Regions from separate parts of the Homo sapiens genome. Here region 2 is linked to region 1. A link is an interaction called in ENCODE POLR2A ChIA-PET data of the cell type or tissue named here. Cell type or tissue: GM12878. All regions are shown on one strand. Each heading gives the region's core, and the rest is flanking DNA. Links, peaks and the distances in the headings are about the cores only.

Region 1 (8,350 bases), core at 64-8,063:
AAGGTTTCGAAGTGTTTCCATACTTTCTAGAACAAAGACCGAGTAGTGCATAGGTCCCTGAGTAGGTACTCTTGGAATAAGAATCACTCATAATGTTAAGCCTCAAAATAAAAAAAAAGTCATTTTGCAAATCAAATGCAAAACTTTAGCATACTTAATGTGTTAGAATCGCCTTGGTCATATTGGTGGCATTTAAGATAAATATGTAGATTATGTCTGTTCCAATAACAAAATCCAAACTTCCTGACTTTTCCTTTTCCTGCCCATTAACTAGTCTTCTGGATTTTGAAAATACCACTGGGCCACCCAGGTCCCAGGGTTTACGCCAGGGCAAAAGCAGTCTACCACCTGGTTTTCTAAGACCTGTGAGCTAAAAATGGCATTTCCATTTTCGAAAGTGTAGGAAAAAACAAAAGAAGTGTGATATTTTGTGACACTTGAAAATTATAGGAAATTGAAATTTCAGTGAATATAAACTAAGTTGTATTGGAACACAACCGTGCCTATTAGCTCTGTGTTGCCTGATGCTGCTTTTGTGCTGCAGGGCAGAATTAAGTCGTTAGAATACAGCCCATCTAAAATATTTACTAACTGGCACGTTGCAGAGCTTGCCAACCCTGAGCTGGGTTGTGAAAGGGTCTTTTTCATTTTCTCCAATGCTAAGTGAAGACTTTTCAGGGGGTGGATTGTCTATTTCTCTTTGTTTTAAAATAAAGGTTCTTATAAATCTTTCCTTCTGATGTCCACAACAATTATAATATTTTGATAATGGTTCAGTTTATAAAAGCAAAGCATTAGTGAAAATAGATTTTTACAGTGAAAAACGAGTTCATTTTGTTGTTTTGAACTACATTTTTTTCAATTTAAATTAAGCAAATTCTTATTGTATCACCTGTCCATCTTAGCTTTCTTTTCTTTTATGAGATTTAGTCTATGGATTCAATAGAGTTATTTGTACTTAATCAGTTATATTTTATTGGAAATTCTTCCTAAAAGAAATCTAATCCCATTGGTCTTTGACTTCTGATGATCCAATTTGACAGAAAAGAATTTCTACAAATTCTTTAAATTTCTTTCTAAGCTGTAAATGTCATGTGAATTTAGAAAGGTTTTAAACCACACATAATTTGTTATCCTTCCAATTTTTCTGCACCTTTCAAAATATATAATTTAACACTGATGGTAAAGTTATAATTCCAAAAAGTAAATATGTCATTTTGTCAATATTTGAATGTCTGCAGTATAAGTAGATTATGTATTTTATATATATACCACATTCTAATTTTGATTTTTCCCATTTTCCTGTTTCTCTTGTAAATCAAAGCTTCTCACAACTGTCTAGGAGACTCTTGCTTTGCCATATGAGCACAACGAATATTTACTTTTGAAAACCATTATAGGATATGTGTAAGAAGTAGTATTTGGCAGTTCTTTTATATCCCCCATTGTATCTAATAAAATTATAGCTTGGGCTAGTAAAAGTGTTTAATAAATATCTAGCGATTATTTAAAAATATAAATTATAAAATGTATAGCCAGAATGTTCTGAGCTAAAGTGTAGTCATTGGGAATTCAGAGAAACCACATCCTTCACACGACTCACAGTTACATTTCCTTTGCACTTAATTTAGCTTCACAATCCTATGAAAGTTTTTTGTATAATCTTCAAAATGTACTTACTACACATATTGGCTAAGTACCTATGTTAAAATCAGTTTCAATTGAAAGCAAAGACTGGCTGGGTATCACCATTAACATATAAAGTCTAAGACTCAAGAACAACCCCAAAAATTATCAAAATGTACTTGTACTACAATTACTAAGACTTACAGTAACTACTTTTTAAAAGTCTGGGATAGTATAAGAATATTTATTTTTTAGTATTCTGATCTACTAGATTACCAATACTAAAAAGACCTGCACTTTCAATAGAGTTTGGCTCAGCAACAAGGTATGTTTTGGTTCACTCTACCAGTGTAGCGTACTGATAAAAGTAAGATTACTGCTATTAAGCTTTTTTTCCCCTCTAATGCTAACAGATAGAGCAGAGTTCTTTTTTTTTTCTTAACTACTTGTCTTGAATCTTGATGAAGCAATTACATAAGCTAAAATTTTGTGTGTTACTTAAATATGTATGCAGATGTTGACCATGCAGACCATGGTTTAACATATATATGGTAAAATGGAAATGTTGGAAATTGCTTAATTTGCATGAACTTGGTCCCTCACATACACACTTAATAAAAATTTGTACTTAAACCTTTAACCTAGAATTATTATAATGGAACAATGTAATGGCTTTTGAGATAAAATAATTTCTGAATTTACATGTGTTCTTTTATTATGTGCGGAAACATTTCAGCACCTTCTCTGAAGTAGAATAAGAGGACCTTTAGAGCAGTTTTCAAGTAAGATATAATTGGATTATTAAGAAATAAATATGGTTACATTTTCAGCAGGTCTAGCAAACCAAATACTTCCTATGAAAGTTATAATTAATTGTTAGTAAATCCCACTATGCTAGAAGTGTTGTCTACAAAGTGCAGTATCAAGATGCTCTTTTGTTCAAGCATCTTTCTGTAACAATTTTTTATTCCATCTTTTTAGAACGCCTTATCTAAGCACATATAAAGGCAAATTCCAAACTTCTTCATGTGCCATGTAGCTTTTTCTCTAGCCGAAGAAATAAGAAGTGGTCTACTGTCCTTTAGCTGTTAAATTATTAACATTCTAAGCTTACAGTCCTCAAAGTATCCTGAATTCTTCATCTAGTTGACTTTCCAAAAAGTTTGAAGCTGAAAACTAAAAGTGATTAGCAGATTTTGGTTGAATTCTAAGGCTACTACGAGCATGCCTACCTGTTAATATGTCATGTTTATTGAATGCTTATTATTTCTCAGGCACTCTGTTAACCCTTTTCACGCATTTTTCATGTGTTTTTTTTCATAATCAAAATGTAGCTAATATTATTATCTTTATATCACAAAAGGAGAAACAGTCTTGACCAGGTACTTTGCCTTACATTACCCATAGCAAGAAATAGCAAAGCCAGAAACAGAGACCAAGCAGCCTGACTACAAAAGCCAGTTTGCTCAACACAGTGGAAAACACAGAAAGGAGTTGAAAAAAAAATACATGAAATAAGAAATATTTTATTAAAATATCATTTTTATATATTATTTAATTCAATATTGCTCTTTTTACCAAAAAAACTGGAATAACTCATCAGTACAACATATAAAAATATAAAGCCCCTTCTCATTGTTGAGTTAGAAATAAATAAAAAATTCTAAAACAAAATTTCTAAATGTCATGATGGTCTTATTTTTTGATAAATAGTCTACAAATAAAAACTACTGAATGTTGAGGTATATTGTTTGGCCTGAATAGGAATAATAAACAAGTTCACATTTTAAAATTATGATATAGAGCAATTAACTGTGTATGTATGTGCCATTCAAATAATTATTGCAAGTCCAAAAATATTCGGTTGTGCAAAAGTAATTGCAGGTTTTGCCATTACTATCAATGTCATTTTATTTATGCAAATTTAGCCTCTTTTGCATTCATGAGATCATAACTGAATATATCATTTTATTTTATTTCTAAACAGAGGGAAGATGGGACAGAATGGACAAGAGCCTGTAAAACAGCCAGGGGTAGGAGTAGGACTAGCAGACACTGAAGGTAAGTAAAAATTTACAATATTGGATTTTGGCTGAATCTGCATTCTACAGTATAAGTGTTTCAGTTGTTTTTCTTTTAACATGAATTTAAATGTTACAAACTAATGGCAAAAGCAATAGGTAGTAAGATATCATTATCTATTAAATGAGAATGACTGTATTCATTTTACAATTCCCCAATTTTCTCATTTGTGTTTAACATTAAAGTAACTTGGGGTACTGAAAAATTAAAAGAGAAAGAAAAATGAGAAGGATGACATGAAAAAGACTCAGAAGACTTTCCCAGGGTGGGAGGGAAATCTTGAACTTAAAAATATAACATATATTTTGTTTAAAATATCATGCAAATAGAAAATCAATCATGGAACCTCATTTAAGTCCATAGAAATTCTTAAATATACGAAGCTGAGAAGAAATTAATGGTGTAAAAATCATTTTACAGAAAAATTAATTGCTAAACTAACTTCTAAAGACAAACCAAATTTAAGTTCAAATTTCGTTTTATTAAACAAATAATAAATTATTACCAAATGTGAAAAATCCTTGACGTCAGCAAACATATAAAAGGAGTATCTATAAGCTTTACGATGACAAGCTTACCTTTCATAATACTGTGATAAAATCTAGTATCCCTGGCTGGGCACGGTGGCTCACGCCTGAAATCCCAGCACTTTGGGAGGCCGAGGTGGGCAGATCACGAGGTCAGGAGTTCGAGACCAACATGGCGAAACCCCATCTCTACTAAAAATACAAAAATTAGACAGTCGTGGTGGCACGCACCTGTAATCCCAGCTACTCAGGAGGCTGAGGCAGGAGAATTGCTTGAATCCAGGAGGCAGAGTTTGCAGTAAGCCCAGATCTCGCCACTGCACTCCAGCCTGGGCGACAGAGGGAGACTCCATCTCAAAAAATAAAATAAATAAAATCTAGTAGCCCTATAGTCCTTCATGTGTCATTCCAACCTCTCTCTATACATTTAACTATTCTAAGTAGTTTATTCTAAGTACTTTTCATGCACTGTCTCATTTAATTCTTACAATTACCTATGAGGTAACTAATAACATATATTGGCTTTATATAAAAGGAAACTGAAGTGCACACATGGAACAAGGACAGAACAAGTGAAAATGACACCAAATGTCACACTATTACCATGATAATGGGTGTGTTATCACAAGAGCACTACATAGGGAAACAGGTTTAGGTTTCAATTCTGGTCTTTATTAGATATGTGACCTAATTTCTCTATCTTCAGAAACCTCATCTGACAAATGCTGGGTCTAAGTGATACCTAGGTTTTCTCAGGGGCTTAAGTGAATGCCACATTTTTCTTGTTCTATTCGAAATTGTAAATTAATCTTTGGACGCCTTCAAAAGCTATGTTTCCTTTATCTCTTGCTATATACTTCAGGGTTCCACCCTCAATCTACCAATCTTTTTACCTACCGTATCTCTGTGTACACTCATGAACTCTCTCTTATATGTTGATTAGTCCCAAACCTGCTGCCCAAACTCCTGGAATTTAGACTCAGTATGTCAGGCATTTGTGTCCAACCAGGAAACTAGAAATGGCTCTGAATATTTGAAATAGAGGAAACAAATGACTAGCAATTGATGATATACTCGTGAAAGAAGCTGAGAAACTAAGTGGGGGATAGTGAAGCAGCAGAAAAATAGCTATTGTCCCCATAAGCTAGAGGACAGCGAGAGCCGAAACCAGGACAAGCCTGCTTTCTGGGAGCAAGAAACATGAAAGAAATTCAGCCAATGCCAGAAATATATCCTGAGACAGACAAGGATGGGGAGAAATATCCTGGTTCTCTCTTCCTCCCATTCTCCAATCTCTGCCAGTGCCTGATCAAAACCAACTGGAAGCCAGTTGACGGAGAGGTCTGGAAAACTGTACAGGGCAGCTACTCTGAGAAGAAAGGAAGGAAGAGACCGAAGAATGCATCTGAGAGCATATAAGTATAGGGCCAGCACAATATTTTACATGGATGCATCAAGCTACGTATGCCCTGCACTTAATTCACCCTCTCCCCAATTTTGCCTCCTTTTCCTACTATGCTCTTAAAACACAGTTGACAGAATTTGCATATTTTATCATTGTTCTTTGATTTAAATTACCTATTTCTATTTTTGTCTCCTCCATAAGGCTGAACAACTCTCAAACCAGAGATAGCGCTTATTCCTCTTGGTATCCCAGCACTTAGCAGACAGCCTTGCCCACAGAGTTGCTTAGAGAATGTTTGTTGAGCAAATGAATAACAAATATGATCATCTATACAATTAGCAGCTATTGATTTTCGTATTAGTCTAGAATTTAGATATATAGTGAAGCAATTCATGCATAGTTTTAGCTACTTAATTTTACCTTTCTTTAATCCTAAAGTTTATAAATAAAATTGTTTTAGTATAAATGTTAACAGCTGTCAATGAACAGAAATTATTCATCCTAATACTGCTTTCTTCTTTCATATCAGTCCCACACAAAACTTGCTTGCTTTCCAAGAAGGAGCCAATCAGAGGCGACTTTATTTTTATTTAAACTTATGAGTCAATATGTTTCCCCTTTAGCGAACTGACCCTGATCAACAGTTGATCTTAGATTAGTTATTGAGCAGAGGGGCGGGGGTTGAGGATGGGAACAAGACAGAATATGTAATATAATGTGAGTTATTTATAGTCAAGTGCCCTTTTGGTAGCAACATTTTGGACAAGTTGTTTTTCACTGAGTTGCTATTAACATTTGACAATAATCAAATTTATAATCTACGTATCTATATGAATTGGGCATGAATCACTATAAGCAAAATATTTTAAAAAGTTAATAATATGGAGAAGAAAACTGCAATAATATTAGACTTTCAGAGGCAATTTTAAATTAGAAAGAATATATAAACAGAGTGAGGAGAAAATGATTAAGAATGTATTTGCTCTATGCAGATAGGAGGACACATCAATGCAAAGTGCAAGATTTTGTTTTGTCCACGTAGAAATATGGAATCAACTTTGTGTTGTACTTGAGATATATGTTTAATCAGTGTTTTGTTTGTTTTGAGTGATCCAAATAATTATCTTTATTTGCCTTTGTTGTCAGTGAACATAAACAGCCAATTTAGCGGGGGAACAAAAACAAACGAGTCAATTCAATTTTTTTTAGACAAAATATATAGTTCTTTTATTGTATTTTTCCTCCATTCAATCCTTCACCAGGACATCAGAAAAACTGTGACTCTGTAGATAAGCACAGTTTTCTTGAAATTATAGATCCTTGAAATGTTCCACTTCATCTCGATTACTTATATTATTCATTTAAGCACTTTGTTTTATGAATACCTTAGTCCACTCTAAGAAATACTCATCTACAAAGATTTGCTTTAGGACAGCATACTTTAATCCAGAGTATATCATAGATTTTAAGTAATCACTTTTAGACGGTTTGTTCACATACAATTTTTATTCTTGTTTTTGCTTTATGGGGTTCAGAATGTAAAAAGTAATGTTTTAGGGAGTTACAATTTCTGTTGAGAATGTCATTGAGTATTTTTAATGTTAAATAGCCATGTTCTTGTTATTCTTATTAAGCAAGTCCATTTATTCTGCTTCTAATTTAAAAACAATAATTTTCCACTTAGTCATTTTCTCTAATAATGTTTTACCTTATTCACAGAAGTTGTTTATGAATTTTAATCCCAGCATGAGATTAGTTCAATGGGTCAGAATGTGAGCCCTATGAAGGGTTCTGGGATTCAACCTAAGTTGTAGTATAAAACAGTAATACTTTTTCAGACTATCTCCACTAATCAATCATTGAATTTCCACAATTTAATTAAGTGCATATGTAAAGCAAAAATAAGTGTTGTATTTGGCATACAGTTAACATCCTTTAAGTTGTAGCTATTATTAAATTAGAAGTATATGTGAGAGTCATTTTGATCCCATCCAAAGAAATGATCATTATTCAGGATTGATAAAATATTGTGCACTTGTTGACAATGAGAGCTATACACGACCACTTTTCTTTAACATTTAAATCAAACCAATTAGACTTTCAAATTGTACAGATGAGTGTTTTCCCAATTTACACTAAAAACATCTAATTACATCCTTTAAGCTAGCTGACCCTTCCATTAGTTAAGATGGATGTATTTAATAGTTATTTTTTGCCAGTGAGCATCCATGTAGTAGCTGCCTTGATCCATTAAGTCTCCTAAACCAGGTGTTTATCATCTTTAAAAAGTATTACAATCACAACTTTCCATGAAGCTTAATTTTCTTGGCTGTATACCTTTGAAGAACAAATACCCCTAATAAATCATTTATTTTCTTAAGTATCTTTATAAAATCCAATTTAGTTTCAGTAAGAATGGAAATTCAGTTTCCAGAACAAATAAATCTCAAACATTCTAGAAATTTGCTAGGCTCTACTCTCAAAGAGAAAATATGAAACCATTATGGAAGATCCTCAATTAGAGTATAATAACAGCTATTATTATAGCATCCAATAATTCACTCCACAAATATGTGACCTTGCTGTCTTATTTTTCCCAATACTTAGGCTACCTTTCTTATATTTCCAAAGTTGATTAGTGCTATATATGAGTGTATCTATTATATGCAAAACACTATATTAAAACTTTGGATCCTACAGAGATCAATTC
Region 2 (8,350 bases), core at 211-8,210, 190 kb after region 1:
TGTCCTTTCTCTAGCCTTCTCCTCAAAGTTCTTGCAGCCTGCACCCCTTATCTAGTTTTAAAGTCATTTTCATGTTTTCAGATAAAATTTTTTTTTTTTGAGAAGGAGTCTTGCTCCGTCACCAGGCTGGAGTGCAGTGGCGTAATCTTGGCTCACTGCAACCTCTGCCTCCCGGGTTCAAGTGATTCTCCTGCCTCAGCCTCCTGAGTAGCTGGGACTACAGGTACAAGCCACCACACCCAGCTAATTTTTGTATTTTTAGTAGAGACGGAGTTTCACCATGTTGGCCAGGATGGTCTCAATCTCTTGACCTCATGATCTGCCCCCCTCAGCCTCCCAAAGTTCTGGGATTACAAGTATGAGCCACCGCGCCCAGCCAGATAATTGTTATAGCCAGCACCACACTTCTTAGTATCAATTTTCTTAGTCGGTTTTCTGTTGCTGTAACAGAATACTTGAGATTAGGTATTTTAATTTTTATTTTTTAAAAGGGGTTTATTTGGTTTGTGATTCTATGGGGGTGGGAAGCCCAGGAGCATAGCACCATCATCTGGTAAGGGCCTCCTTGCTGCATCATTCCATGGCAGAAGGGCAAGAGAGCTCCTGTGAGAGAATGCTCACTTTCATAACAATCCACTCAGGCAATAACTAATCCACTCCTGAGATAACAGCACTGGCGGAGGCTTCATAATCTAATCACCTTCTCAAACTCCCATCTCTTAATATTGTCACAATGGCAATTAAATTTCAACATGAGTTTTAGAGGGGGACATTCAAGCCATAGCAACCACCATCCCATGACGTACCCAAATCTGAAGCCAGTAGTCAGTTTAGATATTGACTTCTCCATCATATTTCATCTTCATTCAATCATTGTACTTCTAAACTATTTTTCTTTATCATCCCAAATCTTTATCCTCATGAAAAGCATTTTATTTTAGAGCTTCAACATTTTAAAAAATCTGTTGCAATAGCCTCCTATCACCCTAATTTTGGACTCTTTACACTGGAATTTCTTCTCCACACCACTTTCAGAATAAACACACACACACACACACACACACACACACACACATATACACAATCTGACTTAGGACACTTGACACTTGTCTATTTAAAACTCTTTAATATAGCTCAGTATCTGCAGAATAAAGTTTAGATTTCTAAGCATGGTAACAAGCTCTCCATGATCTGCCTTCCTTCCTTCTATAATCATTACCTTTTCCTTACCACATATTCTAATCTTTAGGTACCTTGTTCTTTATACATTAATTTAGTTATGTTACCTTTTGCTACTGTCTTTTTTTAACTTAGAATTCCTTTATATCTTCTTCTCTCTTTACTTGCTCTTTACATCTAGATGTTCTCCATGAAGCATTTCTGGATCTGTCTGTCCCGTCTCCATGTAAAGTTAATTACCGCTTCTTTTACACTTTCATAACACTTGATAGAATGTGCAGAGTGTTTTATTACAAATTTTATTTTTCTGAATCCCTACTAAATTGTGCATAGCTAGATGTCAAAGGCTGAGCAATGCTCATCTTTTTATCCTCAACACCTAAGACAAAGCTTATTACTTAGTAGTGGCTCAAATATATTGCAAAACTAATACATAAGAATGAATAAGAATGGATGAAAACAATCTCACTTGTTTGCCAAAAAAAAAAATCATGTCCTAACTTCTAATCATAGCATCAAATTCTTTCACCATATAACCTAAACCTACTCTAGAGAAGAATTGTGTCTCCTTTGACAAAATGCCCTACTAAACTCATGCTATGAACAAACCATGTAAACAATATATCTATATTGAGTGCAATATATGTCTCTAATTAACTTATGTTTAGAAACTTCAACAATGAATATGATATGTGTATTATGTAAGAAAGAATATTTTGCATTTGTAAACACTTCTACTATTATAGTACTCTTCTGTATAAATTAATTTGATATGTTTTAAAAGCTTTGTATTTGGCAAAACTATATTATCTCTATCTTGTAAAAAATGAAACTGAGCTTCATTAAATTGCCAAAATAATTATTCAAGGTCACAAAGTAAGAGATGAACCGGGATGCCACATATGAATTCTGTTTCCCAATGCAATCATATGCAGAAAAACAAAAAGGGGAAAATACATAACAACGTAATCTGTATTTTGCCACCTCCTATTTATAAATGTATATGAAGAAATATGAAAATAGATTCATTTCTAGTTGTGTGTTTAGCTACTGGAAAGTTCCAGCACTGAAAAGTTGAAGGAGATGACAAAGGTAATTACATTGCTTGTATACAGTCCTTTCATTTTAAATTCTTCTTGAACTTAGCGCTACTGAAATTTTTCCATTGAGCAACCTCTTGTGACTGTTTACCCCCTTAGCTGTCAAGATTATATCCTAATATAAGGGAGAAATTTTGTATCTTAAAATAAATTTTCTCTAAGAATAAGCACAGTGAAATGCAGCCATCAAGTTCACTCTGTCCCGAGGAGTCCTCAATGAATATGTATCTCCCTGACATCCTAGCAGAGCAAGGGTTGAGGTCTTTTCTGGCAAACTGACAGTTGCTCAACTGAGGACAGGAAGGGGAAAAGGAGTAGCTGAATCTCTGATTGATATCTTTTAAGCAGACAGTGTTCTTCTACTGAGTTTAACCTCTTCAAGAGAAGATACTTCCTAAAGTATCAGGGCCTTTCTTTCACAATATCTATGTGTTAAAGAAAATACCTAAAATGACAGGCATTTTTCTATTTTATTTAAAAGCCATGGCATTTGAATTTGCAGATGATGGCTAGAACATTTGTACTTTTCAATAAAAACAGTTTTAAAATATTCTAGCCAGCATAGAGTTTAGGTAGAACAGATATACAATTTTTTACCTAAACCTCAGTAACCTAGAAATGGCTCCTACTCAATGATGGAAGAATCAAACCCATTCTCTTAGAATTTATCAATATTAATTCAATCCATTTATTCTTGAAAGAAAATTATTCATCTTCTGTGTGTCAATCATTATAATAGGCACAAATATCATATCCAGGCCAAAATGAGTAATGTGAGGGAGAACTTTCTGAAAGATCCAGTGTTTTTGCACATCTCTAAAAGAGAAGACAAAAAATTGGTTCAAGCAGAAGAACTAGTATGTGACTAAAGGCAAGAGAATAATTGGTACCTGTGTAAATAACTATAAAAAGTTTGGTAATACCAGAACTAAGTGACAATCAGCAGAGATGGAGAAAAGGAAGCTGATTGTAAAGAGGTGGAACCAATAGGATTCAGTGATTATGTGTTGGCAGTAAATCAGAGACATATGATGTTTAGCTTTCTGACTTGGGTGACTGGCTGAATAATGGTGCTATTTCGTGCATGGAAAAACACAGTGGGTGGAGGTTCAGGAGAAAGAGGAAACATGACTGGGGAATAAGGAACTAAGAACTATCTATGAAATACTGAGTGGAGATATCAAAAAAAGGCAGTAAGCATATATATTCAGAGAAATGTTGGGACACTGCCTAGTAAAGCAGTGAGAAGAGGGCCACCATCCTCCAGACCCCAGAATGGTAGATCCACTGACAGCTTGCACTGTGTGTCTGGAAAAGCCACAGGCACTCAACAACCAGCCATTGAAAACAGCTGTGGGGGCCTGACCCTGAGGAGCCACAGGGGCGGAGCTGCCCAAGGCCTTGGGAACCCACCCCTTGCATCAGTGTGGCCTGGATGTGAGACATGGAGTCAAAGGAGATTATTTAGGAGCTTTAAAATTTGACTGCCCTGCTGGATTTCAGACTTGCATAGGGCCTGAAGCCCCTTTGTTTTGGAGGATTTGTCCCTTTTGGAATGGGAGTATTTGGGCAATGCTTATACTGCCATTATATCTTGGTGTAACTAATTTGTTTTTGATTTTACAGGTTCATAGGTGGAAGGGACTTGCCTTAGCTAGTATGAGACTTTGGACTTGGAATTTTGAGTTAATGCTGCAATGAGTTAAGACTTTGGGGGACTGTTGGGAAAGCATAATTATGTTTTGAAATGCGAGGAGAACATGAGATTTGGGAGGGGCCAGGGGTGAAATGATATGGTTTGGCTGTGTGTCCCCATCCAAATCTCATCTCAAGTTGTGACCCTCAGTGTTGGAGGAGGGGCCCGGTGGGAGGTGATTAGCTCATGGGGATGGACTTCCCCCTCTCTTGATAGTGAGTGAGTTCTCATGAGATCTGGTGGTTTACAAGTGCGTGGCACTTCCCCTTTTGCTCTCTCTTCCTCCTGCTCCAGCAATGAAGGACCTGCTGGCTTCCACTTTGTCTTCTACCATGATTGCCAGTTTCCTGAGGGTCCCCCCACCAGCCATGCTTCCTGTACAGGCTGTGGAACTGTGAGCCAATTAAACCTTTTTTCTTTATGAATTACCCAGTCTCCAGTAATTTTCTTTGTAAATTTCCCAGTGTATTTATAGCAATGGAAGAACGGGCTAATACAAAATTCTGCTTTTCAATATATTTTTTAATTTGCTTTTTTTTCAAACATTTGCTATAAATATATGTTCTTAGCTTAAAAAGTCTAAATTTTTATGCCAAACAGTAGTGTCCTGTCTCACCTCTACCTGTTTTCTGGTTTCATTCTCAGAAACAAATTCCTCTAACTCTGAAGCTTCTTCTCTTAGTCATGTTCATATCCTTAAGAGCACACTATAACCATTTTTTTCTTTTTTTTTTTTTTGCTTTTTCCAGGTTTAGGTCTTATTATTTACTTCCTATTATGGAAGGTGAGATTGACCTCTTTCGCATTTTCCCAAACCCTCTTCTAAATAGAGTTACATCACAATTTTAATTGGAAAAATAACCAGGGTTTTTATTACTATAGCTATGTAAATACTATTTACAGATAAGCCATATCATAGCTATGCTTGTATTTCCTTTCTTGTACAACTCTTTGTTCTCTATGGAGTAAATTAGTGCCAAATTTTTAATTTGCTAAGTTTCCTATATATCTATCTCTAATTCCTCTTTAACTATCTGCCAGAAGAGTAAATATTTTCTCGATATTTTCACACTTCAGATAAATCTGAAAGTTTTTGTTTTTCTTGTTGCTATCACTGTGGGAATCCTCCATCTTCCTGCTTCAACTCGGACTGCTGTTCTCTGGCCTGCCTGCTGCAGCTGTCATCCTGGGAATTTCACTAAAGCTTCATTTCAGGGAATTATGCTTCTTTACTACCCCTTTTTCTTATACCCCTGTTATGGACTGAATTGTGCTCCCCCAAAATTCATATTTTGAAACCCTAATTGCCAGTACCTCAGAATGTGACCAAATTTAAAGAATGGGCCTTTAAAGAGGTAATTAAATTAAAATGAAGTCATTAATGTATGCCCAAATCCAATCTGACTAGGGTCCTTCTAAGAAGAGGAGATTAAGACACACAGAGAGAAACCAGGGGCAGTATGCAAAGAAGGACCACCTCATGAAGACATAGCAAGTGCGCAGCCATCCGTAACCCAAGGAGCAAGGCCTCAGAGGAAACCAACTCTGCCCACACCTTGACCTTGGACTTCTAGGCTCTGGCATATAAAAAATATATTCCTTACAAGTCATTCTATTATAAAGATATATGCATGCATATGTTCATTGCAGCACTATTCACAATAGCAAAGATATGGAATCAACCCAAATGCCCATCAATGTTAGACTGGATAAAGAAAATATGGTACATACACACCATGGAATACTATCCAGCCATAAAAAGGAATGAAATCATGTCCTTTGCAGGGACGTGGATGGAGCTTAAAGCCATTATCTTCAGCAAACTAACGCAGGAACAGAAAACCAAACACCGCATTATCTCACTTGTAAGTGGTAGCTGAACGATGAGAACACATGGACACAGGGAGGGGAACACAAAGACACACTGGGGCATGTAGGTGGGGAGTGGGGGGAAGGGGAGCATCAGGATACGTAGTTAATGCATCCATGACTTAATACCTAGGTGATGGGTTGATAGGTGCAGCAAACCACCATGACACACGTTTACCCATGTAACAAACCTGTATGTCCTGCACAGGTATTCCAGAACTTAGAAGTTTAAAACTTTTCTCTTAAAAAAAAAGACAAATTTTTAAAATTTAACAAAAAAGAAAAGCAAATATATTCCTGTAGTTTAAGCCACCCAATCTGTCATAGATTTTTAGGGCAGCCCCAGAAAATGAATATGACTCCGTTTATTGTTCTTGCTTCCCTGCCTCCCCACCTCACCATTTTTTTGGCAGAGCATATTCTCCAGATGTTTTCTGAAAAAGAGGAATTAAAGAATATTTGGGAGGGGTTGAATATCTGAAAATACCTTTATGGAAAATTGTCTGGATATAGAATTCTAGGGGGATATTTCCTATCATCCTGCCTATCCTCTCTCCTACTATGTTTTACACTGTATAGCCATTATTTCAGTAGTCACCCACAGACATAACTTACATTTGAGGATAATCACTACCATTTCCCTTTCCATATGGTACTTTAACCACACTCCTTTTAAACTTATGTTATTGTCATCACATAATTGTATCCTTTTAATTCATTAGGACATTATTTTATTATTGTATACTGTCTATGTGTTCAAATCACCAGCATATTTCCTGTACCTTCTTTTTCATTTCTTCTTCATGCCAAAACCTTTTATGAAACGGGGCCGTTTATCTTCTGCCTATAGACAATGCTTGAAGCTTAAGATTCATCAAGTCTGCAAATTTATATATTTTATGAAATGGGAGGAAATTTTGGTCATTATTTTTTCAATTTTTTTCCTACTTTATCTTCTTTCCCTTGTCCTCTGGGACTCCAGTCCCAGGTATTGTTCTGCAGGTCCCTGAGGTTCTGTTCTTTTAAAATATTTTTTCCTTGGCTACTCCTAATTTCTATTGATCTGTCTTCAAGTTAACTGATCCTTTACTTTGGTCATCTCCAGTCTGTCATTAACTTATCCGGTGAGTTTTAAATTTCAGATACTGTGTTTTCAATGCTGGAATTTCTTTTTGTTTGTTTTACAGAAATTATATATATGTTTTTTTTGTGTGTGTGTTTTGTATTTTTTTGGGACAGAGTCCCAAAAAAATCTGTCTGTCTGTCACCCAGGCTGTAGTGCAGTGGCATGATCTTGGCTCACTGCAACCTCCACCTCCTGGCTTCAAGTGATTCTTGTGCCTAAGCCTCTTGAGTAGCTGGGACTGCAGGTGCTCACCACCATGCCAGGCTAATTTTTTCTGTATTTTTAGTAGAGATGGGATTTCGCCATGTTGGCCAGGCTGGTCTTGAACTCCTGACCTCAGGTGATCTGCCCGCCTCGGCCTCTAAGTGTTAGGATTACAGGCATGAGCCACCTCACCCAGCCTCATTATTTATAATAGTGATATAGTAAATAAAATTTCTTTAAATCAAACAAAAAGAAATTCCAGCATATATATATATATATATATATATATATATATATATATATATATATATATAAAAAACAAAAATATAAGAGACAATTTAAATATTAGCAAATATATTAGTGCTAGAATGTTTTGGTTTAATTTGTAGTTTCTTTTTTTATTTTAATTATTATTATACTTTAAGTTTTAGGGTACATGTGCACAATGTGCAGGTTAGTTACATATGTATACATGTGCCATGCTGGTGTGCTGCACCCATTAACTCGTCATTTAGCATTAGGTATATCTCCTAATGCTATCCCTCCCCCCTCCCCCCACCCCACAACAGTCCCCAGAGTGTGATGTTCCCCTTCCTGTGTCCATGTGTTCTCATTGTTCAATTCCCACCTATGAGTGAGAATATACGGTGTTTGATTTTTTGTTCTTGCGATAGTTTACTGAGAATGATGATTTCCAATTTCATCCATGTCCCTACAAAGGACATGAACTCATTCATTTTTTATGGCTGCATAGTATTCTGTGGTGTATATGTGCCACATTTTCTTAATCCAGTCTATCATTGTTGGACATTTGGGTTGGTTCCAAGTCTTTGCTATTGTGAATAGTCCCGCAATAAACATACGTGTGCATGTGTCTTTATAGCAGCATGATTTATAGTCCTTTGGGTATATACCCAGTAATGGGATGGCTGGGTCAAATGGTATTTCTAGTTCTAGATCCCTGAGGAATCGCCACACTGACTTCCACAATGGTTGAACTAGTTTACAGTCCCACCAACAGTGTAAAAGTGTTCCTATTTCTCCACATCCTCTCCAGCACCTGTTGTTTCCTGACTTTTTAATGATTGCCATTCTAACTGGTGTGAGATGGTATCTCATTGTGGTTTTGATTTGCATTTCTCTGATGGCCAGTGATGGTGAGCATTTTTTCATGTT

What was found. ChIA-PET counts read pairs that join two places held together with the same protein. Peaks named below come from ENCODE experiments on the same cell type or tissue, not always from the same donor. Only the 100,000 strongest peaks of a DNase experiment are listed, where the experiment ranks them.
Region 2: POLR2A ChIA-PET joins it to region 1 with 5 read pairs; 2 of 35 experiments call an interaction of 5 or more read pairs at or near these places.

The regions. Positions count from the first base shown.
Region 1 is chr7:82,796,855-82,805,204 of GRCh38, reverse strand. PCLO (piccolo presynaptic cytomatrix protein) reads left to right here. Exons shown (of 25, transcript NM_033026.6): 22 at 3,614-3,687. Among named protein-coding and RNA genes, the nearest start is that of CACNA2D1, 360 kb to the right of the region's middle. RefSeq lists an enhancer at 1-51. In GM12878, for the core only: no CTCF peak of the experiment used is centred there; no DNase peak of the experiment used is centred there.
Region 2 is chr7:82,611,563-82,619,912 of GRCh38, reverse strand. No RefSeq gene overlaps it. Among named protein-coding and RNA genes, the nearest start is that of CACNA2D1, 170 kb to the right of the region's middle. In GM12878, for the core only: no CTCF peak of the experiment used is centred there; a DNase peak (open chromatin) is centred at 4,228.